Linked DNA regions of Homo sapiens: region 2 is linked to region 1. Evidence: chromatin loops called from intact Hi-C (ENCODE). Cell type or tissue: Panc1. All regions are shown on one strand. Each heading gives the region's core, and the rest is flanking DNA. Links, peaks and the distances in the headings are about the cores only.

Region 1 (17,034 bases), core at 6,106-14,105:
CAGGAAAAGTCGCTGTTGTTATAATTACTTATATTATTATGATACATATATTTCTATTTAGCCTCTCATGTGTTTCTTCTTTTTCACCCAATGAAAGTGCACTTTCCTTGAGATCTGAAGTTATGTCTTATATTTCTGGTTCTAGCATTGTTCCTAACACATAATAATGGCTTATGAATATTGGTTAACTGCATCATCAAAGTGTTTGACATGACTAGTTAAGTTTTGACTTCTGATATAGCCTGTTTTTACATGGTCTGAATTCTTCTAAAGGCAATGCGTTTGAAAACAATCCTTTATTTCAGTCAAAGAGTGCTTTATATCTGACTCTAAGACTGGTGAATTTCAAAATACTTGGTTTTCTGGCCCATTTTTTTAAGGTAGTCTAGTACTCTGTAGGCACTGTTTCCAAGCAGCTTCCTCAAAACCTTGACTCACTACCTTGCTGAATCTCCATGATGAATAGAACTCAATGTATTCCTTTACTGACAATGGATACACTATGACATCTGTACAATAAAAGTCAGTCATTTATTATGGTATATACACACCACAGAATACTACACAGCTATGAAAAAAGAATGAAATCATGTCTTTTGCAGCAACATGCATGCATCTGGCGGACATTATCCAAAGCAAATAAACACAGAAACAGAAAACCAAACACCACATGTTCTCACTTATAAGTAAGAGCTAAACCTTGGGTACACAAGGACACAAAGATGGGAACGATACAAACTCGGGACTTCAAAAGCAGGGAAGGCGGGTAGAGGCAAGGGTTGAAAAACTACCTATCAATCAGGTAGGTTCACCACTTGGACAACAGAATCATTAGGAGCCCAAACCCAAGCATCACAGAATATACTCATACAATAAACCTACACGTGTGCTCCTGGAATCTAAAATAAAATAAACATTTAAAATATAAAAATAAATCACAGAAAAAATCAATCCTTTAAGATAAAATTGTTTTTAATTTTATATGGTTTTTAAAAATTATGTAGGGATTCATACTTTTTTTTTAGGATTGCAGAACCTGAAAAAATATATTATGTGGCTAAATTAACCATTGCAAAAAAAACCCCCAAATATTTAGAAAATTTTCTCTATGTGTAAATATTTATTTCAAACTTGTTTTGCTTCCTCCTGTGAAGCAAGAGCATATAGGGTCATGACCCAATTACAGAACATTTGATTGTCTCAGCTCAATTTCATAACTGCTCAAGAGAAATCCCTGAAGTAAAATTTATCATTATTTTCTGAAAGTTGTTTGAAAAAGAAATGTTAAATAAAATAGTTTCATCATATCTTTTGGTTGTGCGTTTTTTGTGCCCCAAAACACAAATACTTTACCCTCAGACCAGCCAAAATATCTCATAGAAAGTTTTAAAATAATGAATGCAATGAGGTAATTGAATACCATCTAAATAAATGCTCATTGGATTGAAGTGTAATTTTCTTAAAATTACAGAGTCTGAAGTTTGGCAGTTTTCCTTAAACTCTTTCAAGGTTATTTTGTCTTTCCTATTTTTAGTCTACAATTTCACGGGGAGTTAGCATCTGTTATAATACAATGCTAGATCATTACAGGTTTTTAATATCACCTGTTTTCTACAGTTTTTCATGACTCCCTTGTTAATTTTCAAGACAGTTGACTCATCAGCCTAGAAGCTCCTGTCATCCTGGTATCTGAAGGGCACCAAATGGATGAGCATGAATGAGCTTCCATTTTTAGATTTTGTTATTCTTTTGCATTTGTTGATTTTTGGTTTCTATATTATGAAGTTTTCTACTGGTATTATTTACTAGTGTACACAAATGGCCACAATTTACTGACATCATAACAAAATGGTTTTGAAACAAAATATTTTTGTAAATTCCTCTCTGGGACTTCTGATCCAGGGATGTTAAGCCATTAATAAATGTTTGTTTATTATAGCTTTTTTTAATTTAAGGGATGTTTTTCCATAGACTTCTGCTACCATAGAGGCATGATCAACAAATAAACACTGATTTTCTGAAAACATGATCTCTCTGAGCACACTGCTTTATTGCATTCTTCCCTGTTACCCTCATTCCTTTTCTTCCCAAGTCCCTCTTGTTTTCCATTTACAGAAACAAATGAAAACCTATTCCAGAAGTTTTTGCAAAAAATAAAATGGCATAATGCTATATCATTTCCTTTGAAGAGTTGAAAATAGAAAGTCCACTTAAGTCAGGAATCAAGGAAGTCAGAGTGATTAGTGAATGAAACTCACCTGGGAGTCCAAAAGACTAGATGATCATTTGCCAATCAATGCAGTGGTATTAAATATGTGTGTGATATCCATCTATTCTTTCAAGTTTTACTAATGCGAGCCAAGCACAGCTGTGACTACATGCCTGATAGACCAATAGACATACTGCCCGTGGTCACGTGGCTTACGTTATGATGTGGAGAATGCATGAAAAGTGCACAGACAGTTACAGCAGGATCAGGGAAATCAAGGACCTGGGAGAAACTATGTCAAGTGCAAGTGACCTCATTTTAGGGGTCAAGAAAGGCTTTTTATAAGGAAGAGACATCCTCCTTGAGAATCAAATAATGAGGAGGAAGTTGGCCATCTGGACATGGGTAGAGAAAGAGCACTCTAAAAGCAAGAGGGCAGGAGCCTGGGGGAACTGGAAGAAGTCCAATAGGGGAGTATCACAGAGCAAGTGTTCGGTGTGAGGTCATGGGAGCAAGAGAGTACTATGGTAGGGTATTCTGAATAAGCACAATAAGGCAGGATGGGTAAGCATAGGCAAGAAGTGGATGTTACAAAGAATGGGAGAGGAAACTGACGAGGGAAACAGAATCCCTGGTCAGTGCTGCAGGGAACATGAAGATGACAGGAACCATTCGTGACAATTTGGATCAAATAAAAGGATCAGGATCACATCCAAGAAAACACATGACACTCTTCCTGGTCTCTGTGGCAATTTCTGTTTTTGTTCGATTTCATGAGTATAGGACAAAGCCAGAAACAACCATTAAAAACAACAACAACGAAGTGTGAGTACTTTGCAACTATAACTCAACTTGGTCAGTTCTGTCCATGAATTTTGTTACTAAATTTTCACTACTTCCAAAACCAATGAAACTTATGAAAACCTTAATAACTTAGTGGTTCTCAGAATCTTAGAATGATGGAGTTAAAACAAAAAATCAGCAAAGGGTTGAAAGGGTGCCTATTCTTTCACAATACCAAAACACTCACATATTCATATGTTAATATATTTTGGTAACCATAGAAAAGTGGGAGAAAGAAAAAAAATTTGACCCTCTTTTCACTGCCATTTTGGAGTATTCCTCTGGACTATGTCCTTAATAACATAAGTATGCTCATGCTTTACATATACGGTTCTCAACTTATTTCTCTGAAGGGTATATCATACTTAGTTTTCCATGGTATTACAAATCTTTTATGTCTTAATGACCATTGAAAATATCACTTTCTAATACCAATGTACATATGTGAAAACCTACTTAACCATTTCCATAATGATGTGAATATTTTTAAAATTTTAAGTTACAATAAAAATTTTGGTTACATTACTTAACTGGTGGGTTGGTTTAATAAGTAAGATATGCTGATCATTGTGCTCAGTGTTGCATATACAATGATAGGTGAGAAACGATGATTGCTTACAGAGAGTCTGCTGTCTTCTCCATCATAAAGTGTTTTCTACATTCAGAATGTTTACCCTACTAGGGATTTCTGAATGTGAAAAAAAATAAGCATAAATATAGTAAAGGCTTCTGGTAGTTATTACCAAATTAACTTCTTAAAGAGTATACCAATTCATAATTCCCCCCTTAAAAATATATAAAACAAACATATTTTGTATTATTTGATCCAGACTTTTAAATTACGACTAACATAAAACTAACTCAAACTATGATTAAGTTAGAAAAGCAAAGTGGGAGCAGGAGGTTCAGGACATTGATTTAAGCTCCAGTAACTAAATAATAAAGGGCTATTGTTGGCTTCAGGTGTTGAGAGATCCAGGGGCTCAGACAAGAGCATCTGGGCTCAGGTTTTTTCCATCTCACAGCTCTGATTTTTTTCCGATGGCTTCACTCAGGCAGGCTCTGTCTACTTGGGCATATAGATATTCCAAGTTCCATCCTCCCAGATTTTTAGTCTAGCAAAAAGTGAGCACATTTCTCATTTCAATAACTTTAACAAATGTCCTAGAATTGACTTTCATTGGCATGGCTCGGTCCTTGTTAATCTTGGAACAAATCACTGCGCCATGAGACGAAATGATGAACCAACTGTGAACTGATGACTGATGAATCAGCTATGAAATACACTAATTGGCAAAGCCTGGATACCATGCCTCACTCAAAAAACAAGACTGAGTGCCTAGCAGGGGCAGTTTCCCAAAGGAAATAAGACCGTTCACATAAGGAGAAAGAGCAATGGATACTGGAAGGGCAAAGACAATTGATATTCCCTTAAATTGGCAGTATCATGCTTTAAGCAGATGAGAAAACTAAACTCAAGAAGGTGAAATAACTCAGTGTCATCCTGCTAATTAGGCACTAAACTGAGAGTAAGACCCAAATCCATGTGCTCATACTTCAGTGCTATTTGGATAATTCTATATTTCTTCTTTTCATTATCAACAAATAATTGGCTACCTATTGTATATAGAGGTTTGCTCTTTATAGTAGCTGAAGATTTAGTTGAATGAGACAAAAACAATATGCTAAGTGACACAAATCAATAAATAGCTAGAAGAAAAATATGAATTCGGTTGAGAGAAGTGTAGGAAAGCCTCGCAAATGAGGTGACCAACCTGGGTGAATCAAAAATTATATCATCTCTACTGCAACGAGCACATTTTGGGGGACGCATTCCATCACACTCCAAAAAACATTTTTTCCAATAAGGTTCACGTACCCTTTCCTCCACCACGAGGGGCATGTAGCTCTGGAAACCACGTGTGGCCTGTGTCTCTCTGAATGCGGAACCCAGGCTGAGTTGGTCAGAGGTGCACAGTCAAGTTCTGGGCCAGTCAAGTTCTCTTCCACAGGAACTCAGGGTTTCTGCAATCTCAGCGAGAAACCAGAACTCAGCTGAGGTCTGGCTATGAGCACAAGGTTTGGTGTTCAGAAAACAAGCAGGGTCAAGAGACTACCTGGTCCTTAATGAATTCTTAGATTCCTGCTGTCATCTCGGTTTGAGGTTCTTGTGAGGCACAGTCATTGTTCTGTGAGTTCAGCAAAATATCTCAATACCCCCTATATTTTACTGAACTTGTTTAACTCAGCTTCTAGTATTTGCTGCCCAAAGCAAATATTGAATGTGACATTAGTTCTGATATTCATCTTTCTTTCAATTTCTCTAAGAATTGAATCCTAATATTTCCTATTTTCCTTCACACATTTTAAAACCCTAGGTTCTGTCAACTCAGCTCAGATCTATTTGATTTCCTTCTTCCATAAGCTCAAGAAAATTTACAGTATAATAATTTTATGTATAGTTTTTTAAAAAATAGTTAAGTTTCAGCTAGACTGTAAATGTCCTAAGAGAAGGAGTCACTGTTTCATGTTTCATGAGATTTCACCTGTGTACCTAGAAAAAGATGCAGTTTATTGCTCATAAATAATAATGGGTCATTTTATTTCAAAGAAATTTTTCATAAGTGTTTTACATAAACGAGTCTTCCAATAACATAAATATTCATAATTAGCTAAGTCCTCATCTTCTTATGTATGAAACTACCACATACAATGACAAAAGCAATCATGGTTTCCCAGGGAACAGCCCTGAGCAGGGATTGTACAGCTGGGAGTAAATCATTGGTTGGAGGTGCTCTATCTGTAGGAGAGCCAAGTGCAGCCAGGAGGGGAGTAAATCATTGGTTGGAGGTGCTCTATCTGTAGGAGAGTTAAGCGCAGCCAGGAGGAATCGCATTCTGCATTTCCACCATTTTCCCACCAAGCTTGTTTTATGGGTCAAATTGATTTAAATAAATTCCAAAGGCAGCCTTAATGAGCAAAAACTATCACCAAAAGGAAGCCACTAGGATGTAAGTGGTGTGAGAAGAGCATCAGTAAGTCTTTGCCTCAGCCACTAATATAGAAATTGTGTGGATATTGCACAGATGGGGAAATGGAGTCAACTCTTTTCTCAGTGCCCATCTACTACGGCTTCCCCAAACTTATTCCCAATAAGGAATAAAGAGAATGAAAAACTAGGATGTGTTTACCTTTTTATTTAAATACTTACTGAGTAATAATTATGTGCCAGACATAGTACTAGGAAAATGAGATTGCAGTTGTGAAAAAGAAGTGCCGATTGTTTGATTTCACAAAACATATCCTCTATTCTAGAGGGAGATGCGAACGCATGAAAGGGGAACCCTGATATGGTGGAGTAAGTGCAGTGAAAGGAGAAGTGTTCTGGAGACATGAGGAAAACCATACAACCCAGGAAGCAGAGGAATTTTCCTGTAGAAAGTAACATCTCTGCTGGGAATATTCAGGTGAGGAAGACGAAGTGAGATGAAGAATGGGTCAAAAATGGAACCACATTCCCAAAGGCCCAGAGACCAGAGCGAGGTGCAGGAAGCTCAGTGCATCTGAAAGTTATCCAGGATGGCCGGAGCTCAAGTGTGAGGTGAGCGATCAAAAGAAATTAGGCTGTCAAGAAAAGCTGGGACGAAATATTAAAGGGTAGTGAAGTGTGTTGTCAGACACACTCTACTTCACAGTATACTTTATAGGAGAAATCTAAGGCAGGCAGGGACATAATCAGCAGGCATTTCAGAAAGCTGACTGTCATAGTAAACTAGAGAAGATATCAGAATGGGAAAAAACTCAAGGTGGAGACGTTAGAAACTAGTTAAGAGACAGTATTACAGACATTAATCCAGGGTAACATCTGTAGAGGCCTGCACAAGACTCCCTGGGAGATGAAGCCCAGCGGATGTTGCATGTCAGGGTCTACGGAAGAACCTTATGCACCTTGTGAGCCCCCTGAGCAGTCAGCATACGGGTCGTTATACGTTTTTTTCAGCATCCCTACCTTGGATCAACTCACACAGGAAAAGATGTCACTAGATTACAGCAGAGTCATGCTTTCCTCTTTCTTATGAGGTGCTCAGCTGAAACACGGACTTGGGGCAGTCAATTTCCCCTGTCCTTTCTTTCTCACTAAAAGAACCACGATTTGCTCAGGGAGTCTAATATGTTCAAAAAGCTGCTTCCTGCCCATTTCCCTGCAATCTCTGTGGCCTGTGAGAGGTGAAGTCTACAGAGTGAAACTGCAAAGAGTAAGAAGAGGCAGATTCCACTCCACATGCTTGTTTCCTTTGCTCTCAGCTCTTCTTCCTGTCTGGAATGCAGACGTGTTGCCTGGAGACACAGCAGCCACCTTAAGGACCATAGAAACAAAAAGCCAAATGCCAAGGATGGTGCAAAAAGAAGAAAAGGGAAACTGAGTCCCTGAGACCTTAATGCAACTACTGATTTGTGTCAGTAAAATAAACCTTTGTTTACATCCTGGCAATTGGCTCCTTTAACATTCAGCTGAAAGCAGTCATAAGTAAACCAGCAGTTTTCCTTGTCACTTGACAGAGCCCTCTGGTATTCTTTTTTATTTTCCTTTTTTGTTGAAATAGTAAAATGAGTATTCTTTATAGGAACAAATAAATATCCATCTTGATCTTCCAAGCTGGCTTTCCTAGGCAGAGCTTTGTGAGGGAAATTTTCACGGTGATATCCTCAGTCTTCTGTGAAGGTGGGATAATATATCTCCAAAAGAATTTGTAGTAATGTTTGGCTCTCTCTCTCTGTCCACTTACAGTTTTCCAGCCATGAAGACAGAATCAAAGTAATTTGATTTATTCAGGGAAATAGACTCTCTCATTTCCATAGAATAATAGTGAAGAAAATAAAAGAAGATAAGACTTAACTCATCAATTAACTTTGACATTGTTCACTTGCCTGAACACGCCGTCTGTGTCAGGGAACTTATCTTATCCTTGTTGTGTTATAAACCTTTCGTGAAGCCTTTGGCTCCTCACCTACCTCATCCCAGCACAAAACAGTATGTTCTTCGCTCACTCATTTATTTACTCTTTCAATAAACACTAAGTGCCTATACTAATTGCTAGCATTGTACTGCTCGTTAGATATTAAAGACAAACAAAATTCCATCCTTGACTTCAAAGAAGGTGCAGCATGCCAGGACGGGGGACATTTAACGACCAACAGCAAATGTCTTGGTGCTGTGAGTCGGGCCTCCACAGTGCAGTGGGGCAGCGTGGAGAAGTGGGTAGTTCTACTCTGAGATTAACAAAGTGTCCATAAAAGATGGAGTGCTTGAGCAAATATTGAGTAGATGCTGATACTCAACAAGGGAACAAGGGAAGTATCCATGCCAGGCACAGAAAGCAGTATCATCAAAGGCACATGGTAGAAAATGGAATATGGTACATGAGCTTGCAAAAAATTATGCAAAGAGAAGGTCAGAAGCTGAGGCATAGATAGACATGAGGAACTATGGCCATATAGAAAAGGGTGATATAGGCCAGGCACGGTGGCTCAGGCCTGTAATCCCAGCACTTTAAGAGGCCAAGACAGGCGGATCATCCGAGGTCAGGAGTTCAAGATCAGCCTGACCAACATGGAGAAACCCTGTCTCTACTAAAAATACAAAAAATTAGGCAGGCATGGTGGTGCACGCCTGTAATTCCAGCTACTCGGGAGGCTGAGGCAGGAGAATCGCTTGAACTCGGGAGGCGGAGGTTGCGGTGAACCGAGATCGTGCCACTGCGCTCCAGCCTGGGCAACAAGAGTGAAACTCTGCCTAAAAAAAAGAAAAGAAAAGAAAAGGGCGATATAATCAAATATGAATCTGGGTTTTAGAAAGATCATTCTAGAGGCATTAAGATATCTCACCAGACTCAGAGAAATGATTGATTTTTGCCCTCCACATTTAAGATGAGATTCTTAATGTCCTAGGGTAGTAGTTATGCCTCTGAGATGACAATGAAGAACAAATGTTTAAAATACAAAGAACACAAATAAGGAAGCCTTGGTGATTGGAGATGGGAAATAAGAAAAAGGCCATTCCAAAGATTATCTAAATTTCCTTTTTGGGTGACTAGGCAAATCAGGATTCCATTTTCTGACACAGGAAATAGATTAAAAAGAAGAAGGTTTGAGGAAGAAAGATTTTCAATCTGGCTTTAGACTGAGCATCAGTGTGGTCTAGCAGAAATGTACATTTTGGAAGAAGACAGAGTTGAGTTCAAACCCCAGGTGTGCTGTGTATTAGATCTGTGGCCTTGGTTCTCTCCTTTATGTCCCTGAGCCATGATTCCATCTGTAAAATATGGATCACAATTTCTTCCTTGCAGAATTGTTCTGTCTTACAATATGTACAAGATGCTTATTGGTGTCTCGTGAAATGGTGACTGCTACCATTCCAAACCTGGCAGGGGTACCTGTGTGAAATCCAGGTGAGATTCTCCACTGGCTGCTGCAGAGCTGAGATTCATTGGACCTCGATGCATACATGCTCCTTTATTGAAGATGTCCAAAAATGTTGGTCACATTTCAGTTAATCTGATGATGAGAGGGATGCAGTGAACCACAGAAAAGGATGAATATCTTCAATAAGGATGAGAAGAAAGGAAATATCTTTCTATCAATTGCTTTTTGCCAGGAAAATTTACACAAATATGTCATTTCAATCCTTTCAAACCCAGGGAAGTATATGATTTTATCTCAAATTTAACTAATAAGGAAACTGAAATTCAGGAATATTAAGTGGCTTTCCCAAGGCCACACAGCCAGTAAGTCCCTATTAGGAATTGGGCCTTGATAGGCAGCAAAGCCAAGGTGATGTCACTACACGAGAGTTTGTGTGTTTCTTCCATGCTGTAGTCTTCCTTTCCCCAGGTAGATAGAGAAAGGGTCAAATCGCACAATGCTTTGGTTGTGCGCAGGACCATAATGGCCCCGGGTGTACAGGCTGGCGACTTACTGATACAAGCCTGGGGACGGAGCTCACGGAAAGCTCAGCACTGAGTCACAGACATGACTTAGAAGTGCCAAACTTCATTTTAGAAGACCTGGGAGGGTCATATTTTTTTCTTGGAAAATAAATAAAGTAAGATTTAACAACACACTGTGTTTCCTTTATAAAATAACAAATGCCCTGCAAGAAATATGTATTATCTCTATCACTCGGGGGAATTCAACGTAGAATTTGTCCCTGAGCTTTAGCAAGGGCTGTGAGAGGGATGCACACTGCCCTCTGCTGGGGGGTGTGTATAAGCACACGGTGTACAGTGCAGTCTTCATCAAAGGAGCTGTATTTTGTATGTTACTTAGAAAAGTAACAAAGGGTGACAATGTGTATGAGCGACACAGTGTTTACAGATGCATCCCTGATGCATAGTGCATCCCCCTCACAGCTCATCTTAAAGCTCCAGGACAAATATATATACTGTGTGTGTGTGTGTGTATATATATATATATATATTTCCATATTTTCTCCTTATAATATCACAGATTGGCAAATGACAGCAATCTTTAGCTTTTGTTTAAAGATACAGAAAATCAAGATGGTCAATGAGACCTCCAAGGACATACAAATATTCACTCATCAGAGCAAGATGTAACTCACTTTAGCATTCTCTATAAAAGAGCAATTCATGATTATTAGAATGCACATGAATCACTTGGGAATTTGTTTAAAAAAAAAATGGGCCTCATTCCCAATGACTCTGACCTAGTTACTTGAGTGAAGCCCACGAATTTGCATTTTTAACAAATGGCCACATATTCTGAGGCAGGTCATTCACAGACCTTGTTCTGAATAAACACTGATCTACAATCCTCTTTATCTCCCAAAGTTTTTTATTAAAAGTTGACTTGCAGAAAACTTCAGATTTTAATTTTTCTTTCCATCTGTGTAACCCTAAACAATATTATTTACCCTCTTGTGTCCATCTCTTCATCTGTAAACACTATGTGTTGCTCATACAAATTCTTACCCTTTGTTACTTCTCTAAGTTTGTGAACAGAAATATGTAGCACTTATATATGGGTGCTCAGTTGATAATTCATTTCTCAAAGGCATTACTATTTTAAATTATAATAAAAAATAGGCAAACTGCCGGTCAGGTCCTATTTTCCACAGGACACATACAGGAAAATAAGTCTTAGAGACTTAGTAACAGCTGGTAAGGGCAAAACCTTGCTTAAACTTGGACTTTCTAACTCAAATCCAATTCTCACTTTGCTGCAGACTCTGTCATCGGAAGCTTTTCTCAAAATTCTTACCCATATGTTTTTAACTAAGAAATAAAGGCATACTGAGTTCTCTTAGTGCCCTAGGAAATGTTGGTCAAACTCAAGGGAAAACTCTGGAATATTTTCTCTGTTCTTCCTAGTAAACTACCTGACGTCTACTGGGTGCCCTATAGACATTGTCAGATTTATTGTGAGGCCATCTTGGGACTCACACTTTGACCAAAGTAAAACTGTTGCTCTAATTCTAATCAATCTCTCCCCAATATATAACTTGAGTGGGGATTCTCATGAGAGGATACATGTAAGAGTTTTCCTGGCTAGAAACATATTTGTTTTTAGTTTGATATAGAATCCCAGAGATTACATTTGACCAAAACATTTCCATGACCTTTTCCCTGCATCATAAATCACAAAAATGTAAAGATTATCCCTATATGATTTAATGCTATGATAAATTAAGTTTTAAAGTATTTTTATGGATAGAGAAGTATTTGCTAACAATTCTGTTCTATACTTTTTCTGTTGAGAAAACACACTTCCTAGCCCTTTTAACTTCTACATCTCTGAAAACCTCAGGAAGAAAGTGTGTTAGGGGATATGAATATAAGAGAACTGTGGCTGAATTTTAAGAATTTCATGATCTCAAGCTCCTTCTTGCACAATTGAAATAGAAAATAAAGGATGGCTTTAACAGGGAAGGTATATTTAGCTGTGATTTAAAAAACAAACGAATTAGATAAATTAGCAGTAGTTTGCCTGTTTGAAAAAGCAAGAATCTTTCCCAGGTTATTACTTTGGTTGTTACTTTTTCTCTTCAATAAGAGAGTAGACCAAATAAAAGTTTAATCTAAAAGTTACCAGTTCAGTCTAAACAAGGAGAGCAAGAAACTACATTCAAGCACAAACTTAACATTAGATAATTACATTTCTTAAATCAAACTTTTGGCCAAAATGGAACTGTAGGCAAGCTTCTATTCCAAAAACCATCCAAAACAATTCAAAATGCTCTAAGAATGTAACAAGACACAGCAACAAGACAAATGATAGAAAGCATTTAAAAAAAAAAAAAAGTCCTCAAATTATAGTGTAAAATTCAGAATAAAAGAGTTGCCTCACTTAGAAAGCTTTTTTTAAAAACTCATATAAACACACACACACACAGATACACAATCCATATCATCTACAGGACTGATGAATGGATAAATCTATTTAAAGATAAGCTACACACATATCTGACATAAATTGTACCATACTTTTCATTTCACTCAATAAATTTCTAATGAAAGAAGAAACAGTCTGTGCTAAAATACAATCTATATTTTAATAATAACTGATCCAGGAGCACCTTTATATACTCTAATCTCAAGTGAAATAATCTCTAACATAATAGAAACTTGATTTCTACTTAAGTAATGTTGAGTTTCTTTTAAAAAATATTTTTTTCTCTCTTAGGAGATTCTTTTGTCAACATTACACATATTTAGAGAGTGTTCTGTTCACCAATTAAAAAAAAAAAACTTCCAAAATAAATCCCTTCTTAGCCTTTTTCTTCAATGGCAGGGATCCAATATCTGCGGTAATTTTGCTCCTTATTATTATTTTTTGCCCAAACCCATCCATTTCCATCCTTCCTTAATCTCTTCTGTGCCCAAGGTGACACATGGCACCCTGTAGACCCTGTGACCTCTCTAAACCCCATGAAATCCGGCCTCATTCCTGCTGGTTCCAGCTGGTACACACAATTGGAGGCATCAGTACAGGACTCTGGAGCTCCGGAATGGAGAAATGTCAGCATATTTTCCCTGCTCCCTTCCTTCTTTGTTCCATTCCCTCCCTGTCTCTGGCCCCATTACTTGCTTCCAGTTTTCATTAGGCCCTGAGAAAATTAATTCCTCCATTTCTCCCTTTTGCCTTGGAGTCATAGAGGCTTCCACTGTTTCTTGCTTCTAAGATAGACCTTTCTCTGCAAGATAAGGAAGCAAGCAATTTGGGAAGTCCATCTGGTGCCAAGTACATCTATTCCAACTCTGCATTTAGAAACTGGGAAAATATTCACATGGTGTTTCCAGGGACTCACAATGCCTCAGTGAGATGGCTCTGGGTGCCAACCGCACTTCCCCCCAGACCTCCACAGTCACCTGTCCCTTTATCCCCTCACCACCAATGGGCCATGGTGATATGTTGAGCCAGCAGAAATTAATGTAAACGCAAAGCCAGCATTGAGAAACTTTTGGAGGATCTGGGTATTTGCCATTCCCCAATTCAAAGTTATCCTGGTAAATACCTATTGTACCTCTAGTGAAGACATAGAAAAAAATTTAGAGCATATACTTGAGGTGCGTTATGGGACCCTGCCTCAGAGGAAGTGTCTCTTCCTCAATCAATGAACTCCAGATCCATGAACAGCCTGCATTCTAGGAACTGGGTGAAAGGCTGTGTATTACTACTATTGTGATCTTGGTATATTTCTGTCCACCATACTGGGATTTTCCCCCAACTATTTAGATCAAGCAATATCTTCTAGGCTGTCAACTGAGTATTATCAGATTCACCAAATCATAAGGCTGAACACAAGTGTAATATTCCGTTACTAAGTGGGGCTGATGTGTCTGAGACAGGTCCCAAGCAAGTTCAGAATATGCATGTAAACTGCATGTGTCTAGACCCACCCTTGCTGTTTTGTGGTCTTTCTTCAACTCAAATCTGTGGCTTAGTAGGAAATTCTTTATAACCAGTATGACTAGATATCTGAAGAGAAAAAAAATGAAGATATAGTGGGTTTTTTCAAGATTTTTATGCTAAAATTTGGATAGAATATAGTATAGTTTCATTTCAAAGTGACCTTGATAGATGGCTGTAAAATAAAATGTTCCTGATAGCAACAATTGTGAGCATATAGCTGGTTGTCCACATTGGTTTGTAGAAAAACATAATTTGAGGTATAGATTTTCACTGCAAAATGAATACAGGGTAATAATTTGACCAGTTGAAAAGAATAAGATTGGTAAGGTTGAGAAGAATAAAGTGGTCTTTGGAAGGAGTATTGGGCTGCATCTCTTGGGATGAGCACAGTGTATAGATAGTTGTGTGTTCAAGAAATGCCCAGTAGGGGGCATCCACTGCCGAGCATGCTCTCAATAAGCAGGTGAACAAGAGACTTTGTGCCAACAGCAGAAAGTGGCTCAGAGCCTCGAGCGTGGCACAATTCCTTCAGGTGTTCAGGAGCAATTGGTTGCTATCCAGCCATCTGGTGGAAGTTGATGACTTTGGCTTCCTTAGATTAGGGAGGACCAATAGTTTGCCCTTCTGGGAATAAAAACATGGCACCGAAACAGATTTGCTTTCGTTGTCTGCATAGCTTCTGCTAGCATCATGATCCGTTTAAGAGAATGCCTTATTCTCCATTTACTATTCCTCATAAGATTATTCTGATTCAGAATTTCACAAAAATATTTGCTTCCCATACCCACAACCTTGCACTTGAAAGACTTAGGGGCGCTAGTCCTAAGAGAGAAAACTTTCAAAAAAGGGAATGAAGCCTTAGTCCCATTAATGTAGAAGCTGAGACTTCTTCCTGGTCATTTTCAACTCTTCTTGCTACTGCACAAACAGGCGGAGATCGATTCCTATTAATAACAGGAGGTTGGTTGCTGCTATACAATGTGGACAGAGAGTTCTATATCTGGAATCCAGGGTACTCTTCAGTATACCTCTTAATAGTCCCATGATCATTTAAAAAGTCAATGAAAGCTGTGACAAAACAGAACAGTCTTCTGAGAGAAAGACTAGTGGGGTTGGAAGAAAAACTACTTCAAGCAACAAAAGCTGATTAAAACTTAGCCTTGAGGCAAGGATCAAATCAAGGCTAAAGCTGTTTATTCCCATTATTAAAACCCTTTGAATGGATTAAAGTAGCACACAGTAAATCCTTTGAATTGGATAAAATAGCTCAGGGAAAAGAGATTAAAGGTGTGGATCTCCCACCTCAGCCCGATTGGCCTAGGGCCTGTAATTAAGTTGAGGGAGAGCAAGCATGGGGCAAGAAGCAAACAAATACTGTAAATCTGAGAAATATGTCCAAAAGGAATTCTGGATGTGGTTACCGGAACATGTAACGGACTAAGTCAAACATTTTAAAAGCTGCTAAGGTTTTAAGAGAGATTACTATTGAAGGAGTCATGAGCATGAGCCAAAAAATAAAAATAAAAACCTTATTCAAGAACCAAAATAACCCTCAGTCCTTAAGTTTCTGGCAGGCCAGGAACAGGCTGAGAAAGCCGCTGAACCTCCAATGACAACATAGCATCACAGTCTCATGTCCAATTCATATATGGCCAAGAAGAATAATAAAAAAGAGGGAGGAATAAACAACTGGAAAGAGTAGCCAAGGGCCATGGGAAAAAGTTAGGAGGGGGGCCTTCTAGGAACATGAATTACTGTCTAAACAATCAACATTCTCCACTTTCCCAGAATAAGGGCCCCTCATGACATTTGTCTAGCAGGATTTTAGAATATCTACAGACCAGCGACTTCTCAGTGTTTCCCATTCTTCTGATAGTGATAGTTGTCTGTCCCTGTTCTGCCATTGCACGCTGGGGTTGAAGGTGGACGATAACTTGTCTGTACACAGATCTGCAGACCAAGAGGGAGCGTGTCTGGATGAATAGTATTTGGCATCACTTGGATATCATGGGCATCAAAGCTAGTATATGTTTTGTTGTTGGAGGGAGAGGGAGTGACCGAAAGTGCAGAGTAGTATAGTCATTAGTGCCGTTAATCAAATATTCCTTTTTTCTCCATTTGGGGCACGTGGGTCAGATTATACTTCCTGGCTAATTTGAAGTTGCTTTGACCAGTGAAATATAAGCAGAATTCCATCTTTTCTGGATTGAAGTCGTTACACGATTTGCCACACCCTCTTTTTTTCTCTGCCATGATTAACAAGCAATATTCCATAGAATAGAAGTTCTATTGTCCTGAGTGAGGACAGTGCTGAGGGGAGCCTCAGCCAGATTGCACACGTGGTATGAGAGAGAAATAAATCGTTGTTTTAAGCCACTACGACTTAAAGTTATTCATTATCGTCACATAACCTAGCCCATTCTTTGACTTATTTACTCAAATTCAATCATTATCAGACTTGGGAGAATCTGTGACTTCCATTCGCCACATTATTTCTCACCCTTTTTAACCTCTCAATTTTTCCTCCCCTCCATTGACAATGCTGGAAAATGCAACCTTTTCTTATCTAAAATAGCATGTTCTCCTTTAATTATTTTGTTATTTATTACTCTTAATCTATAATTTCTACTCAGCCATTTTACCCTGGCCACATTGATGTTAGTCCTTTAGAATGTTTCTAAATAAGCCATTTTTTACTAATGTAATAAAACTCAAACCTTTGAAAGAAGGTATGAATAAAATCTAGTTTGAACAATTCTGTGGATGAATACACATAGTTTAATGATACATGCGTGTTTTTAAAATCAGATTGGCTATTTAAGAGTCATCAGCCTCAGGAAAACTCGCAGGGTGGGTGTCTTACATGTAAGTTTCTTCAGTCACACATAAAATGCATGGAAAAGAAAGGCCATCACGAACGTATCACATCGTATTATAAAGAACAGAGAGTTCTAAGCTCTTCTTTTATTCGTAATTATCATTCTACTCTAACTCAACCCTGGAGCACCTTTGAAAATAAATCTCTTCCTTTCCATTTTTTTTCTTTCTTT
Region 2 (17,034 bases), core at 2,996-10,995, 480 kb before region 1:
ATGGTGCTTACCAGATTAAAGTACTACAGGATTAACAGTGCAATACAAATACTATAAAATGAGCAGTGCTGGAGAAGAGCAGGTCTAGACATACTTTGGAGTATGTCTTGACATCTACCTCCTTCTTACCTTTGGCATTCTGCTATCACAATAGTAAGAAATCCCTGGCATTAGCTAGACACCATAAAATCTTCACATTAGGTTTGAGGACCAATCTCTCTAATTTCTACTATAGGTCTACCCTAGCAAAGCATAAAATGAAGCCCCATCAATATCTGGGCTTCATCCAGATCTGTACTAGCAAAGTGAAAGTTCAAGTCCAAGTAAGATCAATATGATCAGTCAGTAATTAGCCTACCTTCTAAAACAAGAACGAACAGTTTTCAGAAAAAGATTTTTAAAATCTAGAGGCTTAACAATGTATTATTCAAAATGTCCAGTATTTTCATTTAAAAAAATCACAAGGCAATCAAAGAGACAGAAAAATTTGATCCTTAGTCAAGAAAAAAGTGATTAATGGAAACCAAACCTTAGATGGCCTACTTGTTGAACTTAAACAGGGAAAGACCTTAAAGCCACTAACATAAATTTATCTTAAAAGGGAAATTATAGTCTTAATGAGTGAGAGAATGGGGATCCCTACAGAAAAATGAAAACTATGAAATAAGAATCAACTGAAAATGCTGAAATAAAACAAATACAGTAACAGAAATAAGAAGATTTTTAAGGGCTTAAGACCAGATTTAAGATGGAAAAAATAGTAAGTAAACTTGATTACAGGTAAAGAGAAATTATTTTATTTTAGTAACAGAGAGAAAAAACAATGAGGAAAAACAAAGGCTTAGGAATGTATGGGACAATATGACAAATTGTCTTCCTTTAAATGAAGGAAATTCGAGAACTGCTTTGTTTTGTTTATTTTGGTATATCCCTAATTCCAGATGACGGGCAACTAAAAGTTATTGCTTAATACATTTTTATTGAATTTAATTCTCATTAATTTTCAGAAAATCAATTACCTTAAAATATCAAATAACTGTATTTCATATGTGATATGTCTTTTTTCATCTCTAAATTAAAAGCTCAGTTTACTAAATGAAATATTTTTATTTTTAATAAAGAATGAATCTGTGTCCTCATCAAGTACTGGCAAATATTAATATCTTAAAGAGGTTGGTATTTCCAGCACCTCAAGATTATTGACTTTTGTTCACCCTTTCCTTTAATCCAAGTCCTATTAGAAAATTTGTTCAAAATTGGACCATTTGACATATGGATAAGAATAATCCTCTGTCAGAGAGATATGTTAAACGTTGTGACTAATTTCTGTGGAAGGCTATATTTTATCGTGTATGAATGTCTTTTATAAAGTGGATATGCTAATTCTTGCTCAAAAGATAATTGGCGTCTATAAATGAAATCAGGACAAATAACATAAATTTAAGTTTACATGGGAAATTTTTGGTTTGGGTTAGGCTGAAACATACCATTATAATACAGTGCACTTGGAAACTGTCAGGCCTGGGAATTGCCAAACACTCGTTGGAATCAGGAGCTGCAGACAGATTTTGAATCCGAGCCTAAGTTTACTGTCATATAAATAGAATAGTCAATTTTCTGAAAGGATATACATTCTTTTTAACCCTAGAGTATCACAAAGTCACTTATAATTTTAAGTGTTATCTTGTACTAAACGTCTGTTTCGAAGTTTAGCTCTTCTGTCTTAGGAATGAATTCTTGGAGCTCATTATGTGCCTGCATGTGATTTATCTTGAATAAAAAGTGGGCTCTCATTCAATTTTGATTACAAAGCTGTTTGTGGCTATTTGGCTTCAATCTGATTTGATTGATTTACTGCTTTTCATACTTACTGACAAATATTTATAGTTGTAATTTATAAATAAATAAATAAAGGTACTAATTTGGGGGACATGTTTAGTGATAGGAGCTATTGCACAGAAAAAAAAACTAATGAACTTTTAAAAAAACTTCCAAATATTTTACTATTATAACATTATCTTATATATATAATTCTCCATAGAATTCAAATTATTTAACAGATAGTCCTTAGTGAAATCTATAGTCTATTGCTGACAGGTTGGGAATTGGCACACAACTATGGATATAAAATAACAGCTGTGAAGCAATAAATTATGATTTGATTCAGGTCCTTCACTTATGAAATGAGAACTCAGGAGCTCAATAACATAACATCACTGACTTCCCTGGCCTGAATTGCTCCCACTTGCTCTAGTAAACAAATCTGTTGCATCTTTTCACCCAATCTTAACCTGGAAACCTAGCTTCACAAACCACATATCAGAACCAGCCACTGGAGTTGTAGGGATAAATATGTGCTCTGTAATGATGCATACAAGCAGAACTTCAAGTAATACACTTTATCAGAGGCAAGTGAAAAAAATAAAGAAGGCACATGATGTTCTGCATATTTAGAAACATGTAAGTATGTATCTTTTTAACCACTGGTCTTACTGCTCTGTAGTTCTTTTTCAGCTATTGAATTGTGACTGTTATTTTCTAATATAAATGTCACTGATGCACTTCTTATTCAAGGAATTACTCTTTTCAAATCTTCCTTTTTTCGTGTATGGGACATTTTTCCAATGTGTTCACAATCAAGAAGCACTAAAAATGGATTTAAAATCTTTTATCCTAACTACATTTACAGTACACATATCCTAAATGTGAATGTTTTCCCAAAGATTTCCCTTTAATAACATCAGAAGAGTAATACTACAACATCAGAATGCTAACCTTATTCATCATAAAATTACTAACTTTACCTTTTCTTGCTTTAAGTTGATTAGCGTTGATTAAATTAAGCTCTATAGTGATTGTTCGACATAGATATGTGTGAATTCCACTGGTGATTATAGCATACTTTTCTGTACTACTAAAAAAATTCTATGGAACATGTATCTTTATTTCAGATGTATGTTCTTAATTTGCAGTTATAGAGTATAAGTGTATCTTGAGATAAACAGATGATGGAGTCCATATGTTTTTGCTGTAGTAAGTCCAATTCTGAAATTAAGAAAGTGGTAATCATTTTATTCTTGACAAAATATAAGGTGCAGACAGCTATATTTTCACTTTCTGCTCAATGGAATTTCCCGTGTTAAAAGATGAAGGAAGATATGTGCGTTTTAAAATTCTCTTTCAATTGATACTAATACTAAAATAAACATGTAGTACCTACAAATATAGAAAGGTATTGTAGCGTACATCAGTATGTTAGATCATCTGAGTAGTGTTTATTTTTATTAATGGTTAGTGTTTGTTAGTGATTACATTTTCTACTAAGAGTACTCATGGTGCTTTGCAGTATAGAAAATCTTACTGGCACTAATCTGTAACAAATACACCTTCACTTTCACAAGAATTTTAGGTTTATTTCACAACCCTCTTGAGAACCTGTGATATGGAAGGTGCTCTGCCGGGCCCGTCATGTTGAGATCTACTCATGCTCTTGAGAGACTGCTCCTCTTATTTTCTTTTTTAAAAATAGTTATTTATTTTTTAATTTTTATTTTACTTTTAAGTTCCAGGATACATGTGCAGAATGTGCAGGTTTGTTACATAGGTATACATGTGTCACGGTGGTTCGCTGCACCCATCAGTCCGTCATCTAGGTTTTCAGTCCCTCATGCATTAGGTGTTAGTCCTAATGCTCTCCCTCCCCTTGTCCCCCACCCCCCTGACAGCCCCCTGCGTGTTATGTTCCCTTCCCTATGTCCTCTTTTTTATGAAATACTGAAGAATTCTGGGGGTTCCTGTAACTGACTGGGAAATGATGAAGTGTTTCACAGATGTCCTTATTCCCAAATAGCAACACCTCTGTACACACTACTTTATTATCTAGCCAGAGGAAAAACAAAATAAAGCATCTCAAAGAGTCTCAGACCAGTATTTATAACTGCCGCCTCTACATTCTCTATCATTCCACACACATTTTTATTTACCTCAAATACATATCCTTTTTTTTTTTCTGTGGAGTAGATTAAGAAATAAGGAACTACCCTCAAACAAAATAAGTTGAGGGCAAAAGGGGTCTTTGGTATTTCACTATTGAAGATATCAAACTATTTAAAATGTTTCTTCAAAGTCTTGCTTTAGAATACTTGCATCTACTCCAGATTTCCAGATGAACAAGCGCTTAGAACTGGTTACACATTTAATTTATAAACAATTTTTGACTGTCTCTGTACTCTGGGTTGGGTCTGGACAGTAAAGTAAGAAACTATCCTCTCTGAAAGGGCTTACTGCTTGGTCAGTGGAGAGGCATGTAAGCACAGAGGCGTGATTCAATGTTTTGTGTGTTGTGAGGTGCATAGAGTGCAGGCGAGGCGATGAGGTGGAAGAGGGATTCACAAGGGAGTGACATTTAATCTGTGTCTTGAAAAACATGTTGAAGTTTTCTAGGAAAAAGGAACATTCAGAGGCAGAAAGAAGAACAGAGACACAGAGGAATTAAATAAGATGTTGAGAGCAGGTGGAGCGTTTTTCCTGGTGATTGGGTTAGCAAGAAGGTGGGACAGAGGATGAGACATAATCATGAGGGGCTTCCAGTAACAAAGAGAATGTAAAGGAAGGAAATGAAAGAGTGTGTCTTGTAGAAGTGTATAGTGGACCTTGAACAAACTGTTTTGTATCTTCAGTAAACTTTAAACTTTATTCAGTCTTCAGTAAACAAAATATGCTTTCATAATTTTGAATGGAAGATCAAGATTTTGAAACTTTGAACTTGTAATTAGAGTAGATGCATCAGAAACTATAAGGATCACAGTTGCTAAAACATGATGCAGTATAAATCTATCGATACATGCAACCCCTTGTTCAAAGGACAAACTACAATGGTTATGAAAAGTATACAGAGAAAAGCCTTCTATTGGTCAATAAGAAATATAGGGGAATTCATGTTGCTTTCATAAAAGCCTATTTTTAATGATCCATCTCAAAATCACCTGGTGAGCTTGTTGAAAATGCCAAATTCCTGACCCTCCCCAGAGAAATTCTGATTCAGTTGGCCTGAGGGTGAGTCGCTGGGCTATCCATTTCTAAACACCCCGGGAGATTGCTATGTCTGTGGAAGCTGGAGAACCAGACCCCCTATAGTAAAAATGTGTTTAATATAGGTTTTTGTGATCTTGAAAGCATATTTACTTCGAGCATATTTGATGGAGATAGTGTAAATTTCCTCCCGGTTAATTCAGCCTGTAACAAGACATGGCCATAGGAGGCCATAACCATGCCAAGCCACCGCCTACGGGGTAGCAGCTGACTCTAATTGAAGGGCAAGTTCTTGCCCATAGCTGTGGTTCTGAAAGCACCGACGTATAAAGCAATGGGAAACATCGTCTCAATACACCGGCTCTTTGTTAACATTCAACCTACGTATTCTCCACATGAAATATTCCAATCAGGAAACGCTGGATTTGCTTTCATTTGAGCTAGTATCAGCTCTTTTCAGATGTATCAACAGATAAAAAGTTAAATAGGAAAGTGGCTTAATTGCTGTGGCACCAAAGCGTGGGCGGCATTCTCTCTCTAAATGTTGTCTGGGTACATTGCAATACGCTTAGGAGAGGCATGAGTATTGTCCCTGTTGAGTATCATTTGCTTAGGCGTATTCTTTTTAGTTATTTCATTTTGTTACACTTTTTGATAATGATAAATAGGAAATTATTGGCTTCATTTTAAAACGTGGTAGGATTGCAAGTCCGATGCTGAAATTTAAAATTCTCAAAGATGGAAAGTGGGGAAATAAAATGAGTGGTTTTCATTCTTCCCAAATTCCCACTCCCCTTTTCTGCTTCCTGTTCTTTGCTTTCTCTTCTGTCTGTGACTCGGTGACTCTTGTCTTCTTCTCTTTCCATCATTCTCTGTCTTCTGTTAAGCCAGCCAACAGCAAGACAAATGAGACTGATTCTCTGGCATGTCAGTTACTCTGTTGCATGATCTGATTATTTTTCCGTTTTGGTTTATTATATATGGCTGAAAGCTTCATCGTCGTATTCCAATGACTAAAGTAAACAGTATTTATGGTTTTTATGTTAAGTTTTATGTTATATAACTACACAGTCATCATTGATGTTTAATGTGTAAGGATATGCATTGTTTAAGTGTTAAAACATGTACTTAGAAATAATATTGGCATTTGTCTTTAATGGAAAAAACTTTTTTTTTTTACATTATGGTTGCCAGATTTGGCAAACCGGGAACATGACAAGAAACTACGTTTTACACATTCTTCATCTCAGTTACTGAGGAGACGGAACAATTTTCTCTCTGGGGATTCTTTAGAAATAAATCCCAACAAATTTCCATCTATTAAACTGCATGTTTTAAAGACAAAAATGGATGGCAGTTTGGGTTTTTTTTTTTTTTTTGTACCTTTATGATTATTCTAATAGGATTAGAAACAGATCAGAAGTCCTTGAGCTTCGTAACGAAAAAGAACACACTAGATGGTGCTGTGATCCTAGCAGCAAAACCACGCATTTAAACAGTGCTTATGTCAAAGCTGGAATGAAGGAAAGCCCAGTGTGCATATGGAATTTTGTCTGACACTAGGGGATACACTAATATCAGTGTACAATTCATTTTTGCAGCATTTATATTTACCTGAAAAAATGACTTGCTGAAGTTCTGCGCTATGACAACATTGTTTTAATAAATGTGTGTGCCAGTGAGAACATGAATGCTTACGTATGTTTATATGGGATAGGTATTCTGGTTTTATCTGATTTGTTTCTGATTTTTATCTCCCATTATTTCCTTACAGGTGCACTATGTTCCAATGCGACTGGAATAATCCTAGACACAGCTTCCATCTTCACACCATCTTGTCTCCCACCCTTTGTTCCTCCAAGTGAGATAGATCCACCATCTGTTTCTGTCCAGACCTTGCCTAGCCTATCAGACCAATTTCGAATGTCATGCCTTTCATGAAACCTTTCTGATTACCTCAATCATTCCTTGTTTACTTTTTTTTTTTTTTTTTTTTTTTTTGAGATGGAGTCTTGCTCTGTCGCCCAGGCTGGAGTGCAGTGGCACGATCTCGGCTCACTGCAACCTTCGCCTCCTAGGTTCAAATGATTCTCCTGCTTCAGCCTCCCGAGTAGCTGGGCCTACAGGTGCATGCCACCATGCCAGACTAATTTTATGTATTTTTAGTAGAGACGGGGTTTCACCATGTTAGCCAGGATGGTCTCGATCTCCTGACCTCGTGATCCGCCCGCCTTGGCCTCTCAAAGTGTTGGGATTACAGGCGTGAGCTACTGCGCCCGACCTCCTTCTTTACTCTTAATTCTCATAACAACTCTTTGTATTTATCTTATGCATATTATATTCTGCCTTGCACTGTTGTATACTTTTCTTACTATACTGTAAGCACCTTGAGAACACAGATAAATTCATATGCATATTTTCTCTTTTTCCTTCCTCTAGAAACCTTTATAAGAAGTACTGCATCTTGAATGTAATTGGTGCTCAACAATATGCATACAAGGCAGGAGTAAAAGAATGAAAAAATAAATTCCTGTTAGAAAAGCTTTTGTTCTGGATATCACTGTTTGCCCTCCAAGTTCCATCACATTGCTCCGAACCATGAGAAGCAGACCTCTGTGGAATCCATCAACCAGCCATGCCCCTTGGCCTCCAGCTGGTGTGGCCAATGGGAAGCACCACAAGAAATATGAAGATAAGAAAAAAAGTGTAGAGGTATTTATTTTTCCTTCTCCATCTGAGCCAAGTCATGAGTTGGCCCAACTGTATTCTTCCCCAGAAGGCCACAGGTATCTGGTATCTGGCTCCGTTTCTTTGCTCCTTCAAGCCATGGGTGATAACTTTGGATGTTTCACTGTCTGTTTTCCTTAACTCTGTCCTGTTATTAAACTCTCTGAAATAACCCCTTTTGAATATGCCATCTATGACTCATACACAACTGATGACCCATAAAGGACATTGGAAATGAATTGCTTCACATAAGAGGTCATTCTGATAATGCAAACAGGACACAGCATCTTAGAGGACTGTTTATATAATTGTGATTTGATTTTACCTTTATTCTCAGGTCAGAAGACAGCCTACTGTGACACGTAAGTGTCTACTCTGATTTGCATAGAAGTTTAAAATAAGCATCTTAATGATTTGAGAACATTCACTAATTGCTAACACTATTAATATATTTCCTTGTTTTATAGCCCAAGAGCCATTTATATATTATCTCATCTTAAAACATTCCATCAGTTATTTTTCTGCTTACACATAGAATTTCTAAATCAAAGATCTGAAACACCAATTTTCACACCATTCTCCAAGGGACCTAGATTCCTAATGTAAGTTTTAACTTCAACATGAAAAATAAAATATATTTGTCTTTTTTAGTTTCTAGCAAGTCTGTGATCAAGATGGACATCAATGTATTAGAAATTATCATAAAATGACAATATTAAACACCTCGTTATTGGATAAGATTGAGATGAAAATTCCTTCCTTCCTTCCTTTCTTTTTTTTTTTTTTTTTTTTTTTGACAGAGTCTTACTCTGTCATCCAGGCTAGAGTGCAGTGGGGCGATCTCAGTTCACTGCAACCTCCGCCTCCCAGGTTCAAGCAATTCTCATGCCACAGCCTATAGAGCAGCTGGAATTACAGGCACGTGCCACCACGCCAGAAAAATTTTTGTGTTTTTAGTAGAGACGGGGTTTCACCATGTTGCCCAGGTTGGTCTCAAACTCCTGGCCTCAAGGGATCCACTCGCCTTGGCTTCCCAAAGTGCTGGGATTACAGGCATGAGCCACTGTGCCCGGCCCCAGATGAAAATATTTTATGTTCATCAAAAAATATATAGTAATTGAGAAATCTGTTCACTGATTCTCTTTCAAAACAGACAATAGCCACGTGAACTCTCTGAGCCTCACTTTTTCAGCTATAAAATAGTAGTAATTTATCTAACACACAGAGGTTTCGTGATTATTAAATGGCATAGCATATACAATGCCTCCTGCTGAGAGTTGTCAAAAAAGTGCTCCATACATACCAGTTTTCTTCTTTTCCTCAGTCACATAGTCACTTATTGGATAGATGCATCTATAGCCCAGGTTTCCTGACTTCATATTCAGGTCTAATTCTGCTTTACTGGAGCTCCCCTAGTTAGCATTCATGTCCACTAACCTCTTTTTTAGTTATAATTTTCTTTTTTTGCAGATTGTGGAATATAACGTATCAGGAAAATACAGACTGCAATATGGATTTTACTCACTATTAGAATTCCAACATTTATTTTGGTGTCCATACGCATATGCAGTCATTATTTTAGACATTTGTTGATTTCCCTTCTGATATTTACAAATTATGAAATAAGAAAGCCATGACCTATGTAATAACAGCATTTGATCTTTCATTCATAATTTACTAGGCTGTGTGTTTTTTTGAGATTGCTAATTAAATGACCCATTTGACTGTATTTATATTTCTGGCTTAATCAAAAAGGACATTCAGATTCTTGGTTGTCAATAACCTGCCTCTTGACTTCTTTAAATTGTCTTCCAAGTACTATTGCTGAAATTGCAGGGCTCATACCCACCCCCAGATGTCTCAACTGTTCATTCAGAACACAAAGCCTTAGCCTTGTGTTTGTCTTATGCGAAGTCCAAATAGGATCATTTATTCTAGTTCCTGTAACTCGTTCATAGATTGCTTTTCTTTGTAAGAGTTCCTGTTCTGATGACTAATCTTTATATTACTTCCCTTAGCATGGACTTCTGGGGATTAGGACCCAATCCCACATTTAACCATCGTAGTCAGGATCTCACACCTTACAGCTGTTTCTCTAAAGTCTAGACACAACCACCTGGATCTCCACTGCTTACTTAATAAGAGTTTTACCTCTTACCTGCTTCCCTTGTATGGGAGGAAAAGTAATATTTTAACTCACTCATTGTAAGACTTATGGTTGATACCCCTGAAACAAAGACAGATTAACAAGAGAAAAGTATAACAAATTTATTTAAGTTTTATATGACATGGGAAACTTTAGAAATGAAGACTCAATGACAAAGCAAAAGCTGTATATTTTTATGCTTAGTTTTGATAAAGAATAAGTAGTTGGACCAAAGGGAGTATGAGCTAATGGTAATAAACTAGGGGGAACTTAGCAAGGCCAGTTTCTTCCAATTCTTCTTGGCTTCAGAATATAGGGCAGGACCTCTTTGGAGTCAGCATCCTATGATTTACTTCCAGGGGAGATAGGTCATATAATTATTTTTATGGTGTTAGGTGAGAAAGGTGGGAGAAGGTCAGGAAAAAGAAAGAAAAGGTCAGAGAGCCCTTTCTGCTTTTGCACGTTTGTTAATTTCCTCCAGCTTAACATACTGAATATGTCAAAGTGTCATATTTTGGAGTAATGTTTCCTGCTCATCATCACCATGGTCTTCCCACTTTTCAGATGCTTTGCAGACATTGCTGACCAACTTCTAACATTGGTTCCCCGAATTCTGGAAGGACGGCATGCAGCCTAGGTGTCTGTGTCTCTCACAGTCACAGATTTGTCAGCTTTCAAGATCCCAATTCATGCGAATCTAACCCATTCCTTGGCTGACTAAGTCATGGGTTTGACACTGGGGAGATAAAGCAATTCTGGGGGGGAGATGAGTTTCTGAATTTGTTTTAAATGTAGGATTTGTATCAAATTGTATTGCTGATTAAAGGAAATTTATAGTTCTTGTTCACATATTCAGTCTACTTGGTTTGAAACTATTTTGATGTTTTCACTCTTCAGATATTAAGGAAAGGACAGACTAGCTACACAGAGTTAACGGATAAAGGTAAAAACACACCATAAAATCTGCAGAGCAAGAAAACACCTAAACTTCAGTCCCTGAAAAACAGAATATAGTTCTTAATTTTCTTTAAAACTTTTCAAAGTTTCTCCTGAAGTCTGCCTATAGCCAGGCATCAAATACACACTTACACTTATATATACAAATGTACATCCATTTATGTTTGTGCTAATAAAGGTATGTTTTACATATGCGAATATATGTGGAGACAGACAGGAAAATAAATAGGCAGATGATAGATATTCTCTCACTCACACATGTTAATTTTCAGATAATTCCCTCTAGACCAGGGATTTTCATGGAGCAAAGCATTTGTCCTGCTGATGGGGCTGCCTTGGTCTACACTGACATATGCGATGAGCAAAGGACAGTGGCTTTTTTAATGTAGAAGCCACAAGAGAATATGTCATCTGATGTGCAAATTACCTCTCCAGAAGTATGATTACTTACAGGCGAGTCCTAAAACACATGCCCTCTGCCGATAGCACACCAAATACAGCCAACCACGGTGCAACTTTGGACACAGAAGGCCTTGCAATGTTGTAAGTCCCTGTTTCCTACTCAGGCCCAGTAGTCACTCACATGAGAGAGAGATTAAAAAAATGTCCTAAATCATCTTCTGCCTTTATCAAACCATGGTCTGTGGAGAAGAACTAGGAGAACCCTACTCCACACAGAGAAAATGAATGCCATATTATCGGACACCAGGAAAAAGGGCAGGAATTGAGATAAAGATGATGTTATTGCCACATACAGTACAAATGTAATTATTCTGTATGGAGGAAGGATCACTGTACATATGAAGAAAAATCATGTATCAGAGTTTTTGTCTGTTTTCTGAAAAGAGAGTGTTTTTTCTTGAGAAATGAATCCTTCTGTAATTTGACAGATATTTATAGTTGTCTAAGACTATGCAAAGTGACACTTAAAATAGTAACTGCAAACATTTTTGAGAATTTACTGTGTGCTCAATATTTTATATCTTAAAACTGAAAACCACCTTATGTCATACTCTTATTTTCTCCGTTTGACTGAGGAAGCCTTGGGGGAGTAGGATGCAATCAGGTCAAACATATTATTAGTAGTGGACAAAGAGTATAAACAGCTTTCTAGTAACTGCACAATCCTAGAATAAAAGAAGGAGGATATTGTCAGTAATGCATACACTTCCCATTATAGCTGTAGATATAAATGAGATGGAATAATTCTTGAAGAAATTATAGGTACTTATCAAAAGGATTTTTCATACCTACTGGTGACAAAGATAAGATAGGAAGGAACCAGGTAAGCATGACTAATTTTGATTTTTGTCAATTAACTTGTTTTGTTCTTATTGAAAACACAAAGATCTTGACTCTAGCCTACAGAGGGCAACGTAAGCTCCAAGCCAGCACTTGCTAAGATCTTTCTTATCTGGTTTTGCACACTTGGGGAATAAGATCTGGACTCTGATAATCATTGTTATTTGAGTGACCGTATCATTTGCACTCAGAAGACCCAAATGCAGATCCTAGAGATATGTGAAACAAAACTCAATGCTATTTAAATATCAAAATAAAAGTTGAGGGACAACCAGGGAGGATGAATACAAATTCTAAATAGAATCAATAAGTAAATTAGTTGAGTCTAATCTGGCTGTAAAGTCATTTATATGAGAGGATTACAGATTCAAATTATGCTAGAAAATAGGGTATTATGTGTTACCAGACTCCAAAGACAAAGTCTTCAAGAGCACCCATTTAGAAGGCATGAGTCCTTGCTTGGCATTGCAGCTGACTAAAAGGCTCAACTCATTATTTAAGATCCAAGAAAAACTATCCTGGTGTATGCACTTTCAAATATTATTGATCCAGAAAAACAAACAAACAAACCAAAAAAAACCTCTCTATAAGAATGAAACCTCATTTACTGAGAAATTAATCCCAATTTTCTTAGGATAATTACCCCAAATTATCTTGGAAAGGTAGAGCTACTTCATTAGCGGTACTGCAGATGCACCTGGTGAACAAAATATACATTTTCTCTTTTTTTTCATAATTGGACCTGCTGAGATTGAGTGGAGCACATGTCTATCCATCTAGAGAGGACACTTGTCAGACTCCCCTATAGTTGTAGCCATATGACTACATTGTAAACAGAAGTTTGTTACACCCTCTCCTAGTCTTTCCATTAAGATAATTTGAGTGTGTACTACCCTGGCTTTTTCTCCCTTCCTGCTGGGTGGGAGATTGTGTATATGGAAGTAACGACTTTGGACTTGAAAATATAAGCGACATTTTGGAAATGGAAAAATCCATCTAGTCAATCCAGAGTAGGTGAAGAAACATTCTACTACTCACCCACCTCTTAACTCTTTCTTTCTTTCTTTCTTTCTTTTTTTTTTTTTTTTTTTTGAGACAGAGTCTCACTCTGTTGCCCAGCCTGGAGTGCAGTGGCACAATCTCAGCTCACTGCAACCTCTGCCTCCCGGGTTCTAGTGATTCTCCTGCCTCAGCCTCTCAAGTAGCTGGGATTATAGACACATGCCACCACATCCAGCTAATTTTTGTATTTTTAGTAGAGACGGGGTTTCACCATGTTGGCCAGGATGGTCTCAAACTCCTGAGCTCTGGTGATCCACCTGCCTCGGCCTGCCAAAGTGCTGGGTTACAAGCGTGAGCCACCATGCCTGGCCTAAACTCCTACATGAGAAAGAAATAAAATTATAACTTGTTCAAGCATATGAATATTTTAACAGCTTTATTGAGATATAATTTACATGCCACCTCTTTTAACTGAACCATTCAATGGCTTTTAGTATATTGGCAAGGTTGTGCCATAATTTAATTTAGAAACACTTGAATCACTCCCCTCAGAAACCTTGCATCCATTGGTAGTTACTACCTAACCCCCAAGCCCTCATTCAGCAGCGCTTCTCCAGTTCTGCAAAACCACTAACCTACTTTCTATCTCTATAGATTTGCCTATTCTGGATATTTATATAAATTGTATAATATGTGGCCTTTGTGATTGGCTTCCTTCATGCAGCATGTTTTTCAGGTTCATCCATTTCGTAGCATGTATCATAACTTTATCACATTTTACTGCCAAATAATATTCCACTGTATAGACATGCCACATTTTGTTCATTCGTTCATCAGTTGATAGATATTTGGGTTACTTCCAGTTTGGGGCTATTACGAACCATGAACATTAGTATACAAGCTTTTGCATGGATGTGTGTCTTCGTTTTTCTTGGCTACATACCTAGGTGTGAAATTGCAGTGCCACATGGTAACTATGTTTAACATGTTGAGAAATTGCCCAACTGTTTTCCAAAGTAGCTGCAGCATTTCACATTTCCACGAATAGTGTACATATAGCAAACGTGTTTGCAACTCCTTTTATTGCTGGAACTGAGCCTCTACCAGAGTGATATGCAAAACCTGTAACAATGGGTACATATGGGATCAAGCAATGGTATTCGGAAGTCTGCTTAAACTGGCTCATGAGAATGAGTTGTTAAATGCTGGCATATGCTACAAATCAGGGCATTTTGTTCCGGAGAGCTGGTTTACCACACCCCCACTGGAACCAACCAATCGGAATGAATGCTAAGATAGTGAGACTAGAAACCAGCTGTGAACAACAATTTCTCCTACTCTAGAGAATTCCAGTTGAATATCAATTTTATCTATTGTGTAATTAATATGTTGGCCATATAGTTTAACTCCAGTCAGATATAAGTATAGAAATAATAAAATAATTCAAAGTTTGTTTTTGTTGTTTGGAAATTATCTTAATTATGTAATATTTCAGTATTTGTAATAAATTTGGCATTTTAGAGAGTATAAGAGATTTGACTTATGTTCAAATTTATAATATAATTGAAAATTAATTGTCTGGGTGCAGTGGCTCACGCCTGTAATCCCAGCACTTCGGGAGGCCGAGGCGGGTGGATCATGAGGTCAGGAGATTGAGACCATCCTGGCTAACACAGTGAAACCCCGTCTCTACTAAAAATACAAAAAAAAAAAAAAAAATTTAGCCGGGTGAGGTGGCGGCGGGCGCCTGTGGTCCCAGCTACTCTGGAGGCTGATGCAGGAGAATGGCGTGAACCCGGGAGGTGGAGCTTGCAGTGAGCCAGGATCACATCACTGCACTCCAGCCTGGGTGACAGAGAGACACCCCGTCTCAAAAAAAAAAAAAAGAAAATTAATTTAGATTCATGATTTTAAGTTAAAAAGTATGAGGAAATAGTACTGATAGTAAACTGTGTTAGGAGTTCAGAAAAACTTGTGAGTCACTGTATTTGTAAATCAAAAGTATTATAGACTTATAAGGATGGTTAAGTACTTAGGTTTTGGTTGTAAGAATCATTTGAAGTATTTCAAAGAAATCAAATACAGTAAATTGATATATGCAATTTACTAAATTTAGCATGTTTACTAAAAGCGTCTCTCTCGATGCTTGCCAAAATTTACCAGATTGCTGAATAGAAAAAAAATGATGTATTAGTTGAATTTTAAAAATTTAGGAAAGTTTAGATTTTTTACATTTGATTTTAATAAACCAAATATTAATTTTAGAAATCAAATTAAACTAAAATGTATTTTATTTGGTAAAGATGCTCTCAAGGACATAAAGGGAACTCCCTGGTTCACAGGATCTATCTGAACAGGTATTTTCAGGTTCCTGACTCAAAGGGTTCAAACATGGGCTTATGGAAAAATATTTGAAGAAACATTGAGAATATCTGTACACCCTAGAAAAAGAACCAAATGGATACACTGATTGATTGTGATAGAAGGTTCCATTTGCATTTTGTCCCCCTGGGAACTTGTGTTAGCACTTGTCCCCATGACTGAGAGAACAGCCCTGTTCAGGGCTAGCATCTTCTCGCATGTCCCACTGGCTCTTCTCTGTGTTCCACAACTGACATGCTAGCCTGCTAGCACCCAGAGTCCTTAGAACTATTTGCAGATTTTCCATCTCTGTTGATGCGGTTGTTCAACGTTAACTTCAAATATTAAATCTGTCTTAAATAACTTTTTATACAAATTTAAAGTGCCCTGGAGAGTACTGGGTGCCAGATCAGGAATGTTATCATGGGAATGGCTGTAGTCCAAGGACTCTGCCTCCGTGAACTTCATTCTTAGCTCTATTTGAATTGCCTGTCTCACTGAAGCAAAGAGGAAGGTTACAGTCTGCATTTTCTCATAGGAAGAGTTCCCCGTGGCTCAAAGTGCAATTTGTCAAGAATAAATCCTACTGTATTAAGATACCTTCTCTTTTACACAATTTAAAGTGCCTCCTGTTAGCAATATGGTTCCGGGGACTCCCTGACATATTTTTACATTTTTTTCCTGCATTTTTGCTCATGATAGTGCGGCTTACCATTATTTCTAAAGCTGAACCTTGATGTCCTATGAATCACAAGAACAATGCTTGATTATGTATTTTGATTCTGCACATTGCTTATGTTTCCAAGTCTTAAAGGTGCAATTGTTTTTTGTTATTTGTTTATTTTACAGACACAAGCAAGTTCCAGTCACATGTCCATAGTAGGACATCTGCAAGAAACATTACTATCTATTCTTTAATCTATCTAAATTTTGTTGTATATCACATTTACATTCCTCTAGGAGGAAAAATGCTTGAGTCGATATCCTACGACAATTATAAAAACTCCTTGAGAGATTTTCAGAATCTGCTATGTATTAATAGTTCATGTCCAAAAAAAAGAGAAACTAGATCCAAATTCACCATCAAGATCTCTGCTAAAATCTTCTAATAAACCCGAAAGTAGAAAGACACATCATGGATTCCAAATGCCTTATTGAGTGCCTGAGATTCTGGCATCTATTTCCCAGATAACTGAATGTCTATTAATATTGAGCAAGTCTAAACCATGAAACGACTGCATAGTTTTGATTATAAAACACCTAATCAAACCATTGATGGGAATACTTGTATGTGTTTGTTTGGCAAGTATGTTTATCACTCAGTATCGCATTGCAATACAAGACCACCTAGGTATCACTGAAGCCACCCTTGTCATGTGCTTCTTGGCCTGGCAGGACACCTGCAGAAGACTGATTGACAGCAGGTTATCCTGAAGCTCTGCTCTGTAATGAGAAGTGAGATAGTCAGAAGCCAGATGTGAAGAAAAAAGTGCTTTCAAGTTTCCTTA

Evidence for each region. Peaks named below come from ENCODE experiments on the same cell type or tissue, not always from the same donor. Only the 100,000 strongest peaks of a DNase experiment are listed, where the experiment ranks them.
Region 2: a loop joins it to region 1, with 3 times the contacts of the local background. A loop is called at or near these places in 38 of 110 quality-filtered maps.

The regions. Positions count from the first base shown.
Region 1 is chr4:177,037,236-177,054,269 of GRCh38, forward strand. No RefSeq gene overlaps it. Among named protein-coding and RNA genes, the nearest start is that of LINC02509, 170 kb to the left of the region's middle. In Panc1, for the core only: a CTCF peak has its summit at 10,301 (motif pointing left); a DNase peak (open chromatin) is centred at 10,296; H3K27ac peaks cover 836 bases.
Region 2 is chr4:176,557,271-176,574,304 of GRCh38, forward strand. No RefSeq gene overlaps it. Among named protein-coding and RNA genes, the nearest start is that of HAFML, 88 kb to the right of the region's middle. In Panc1, for the core only: CTCF peaks have their summits at 6,482 and 6,689; a DNase peak (open chromatin) is centred at 6,490.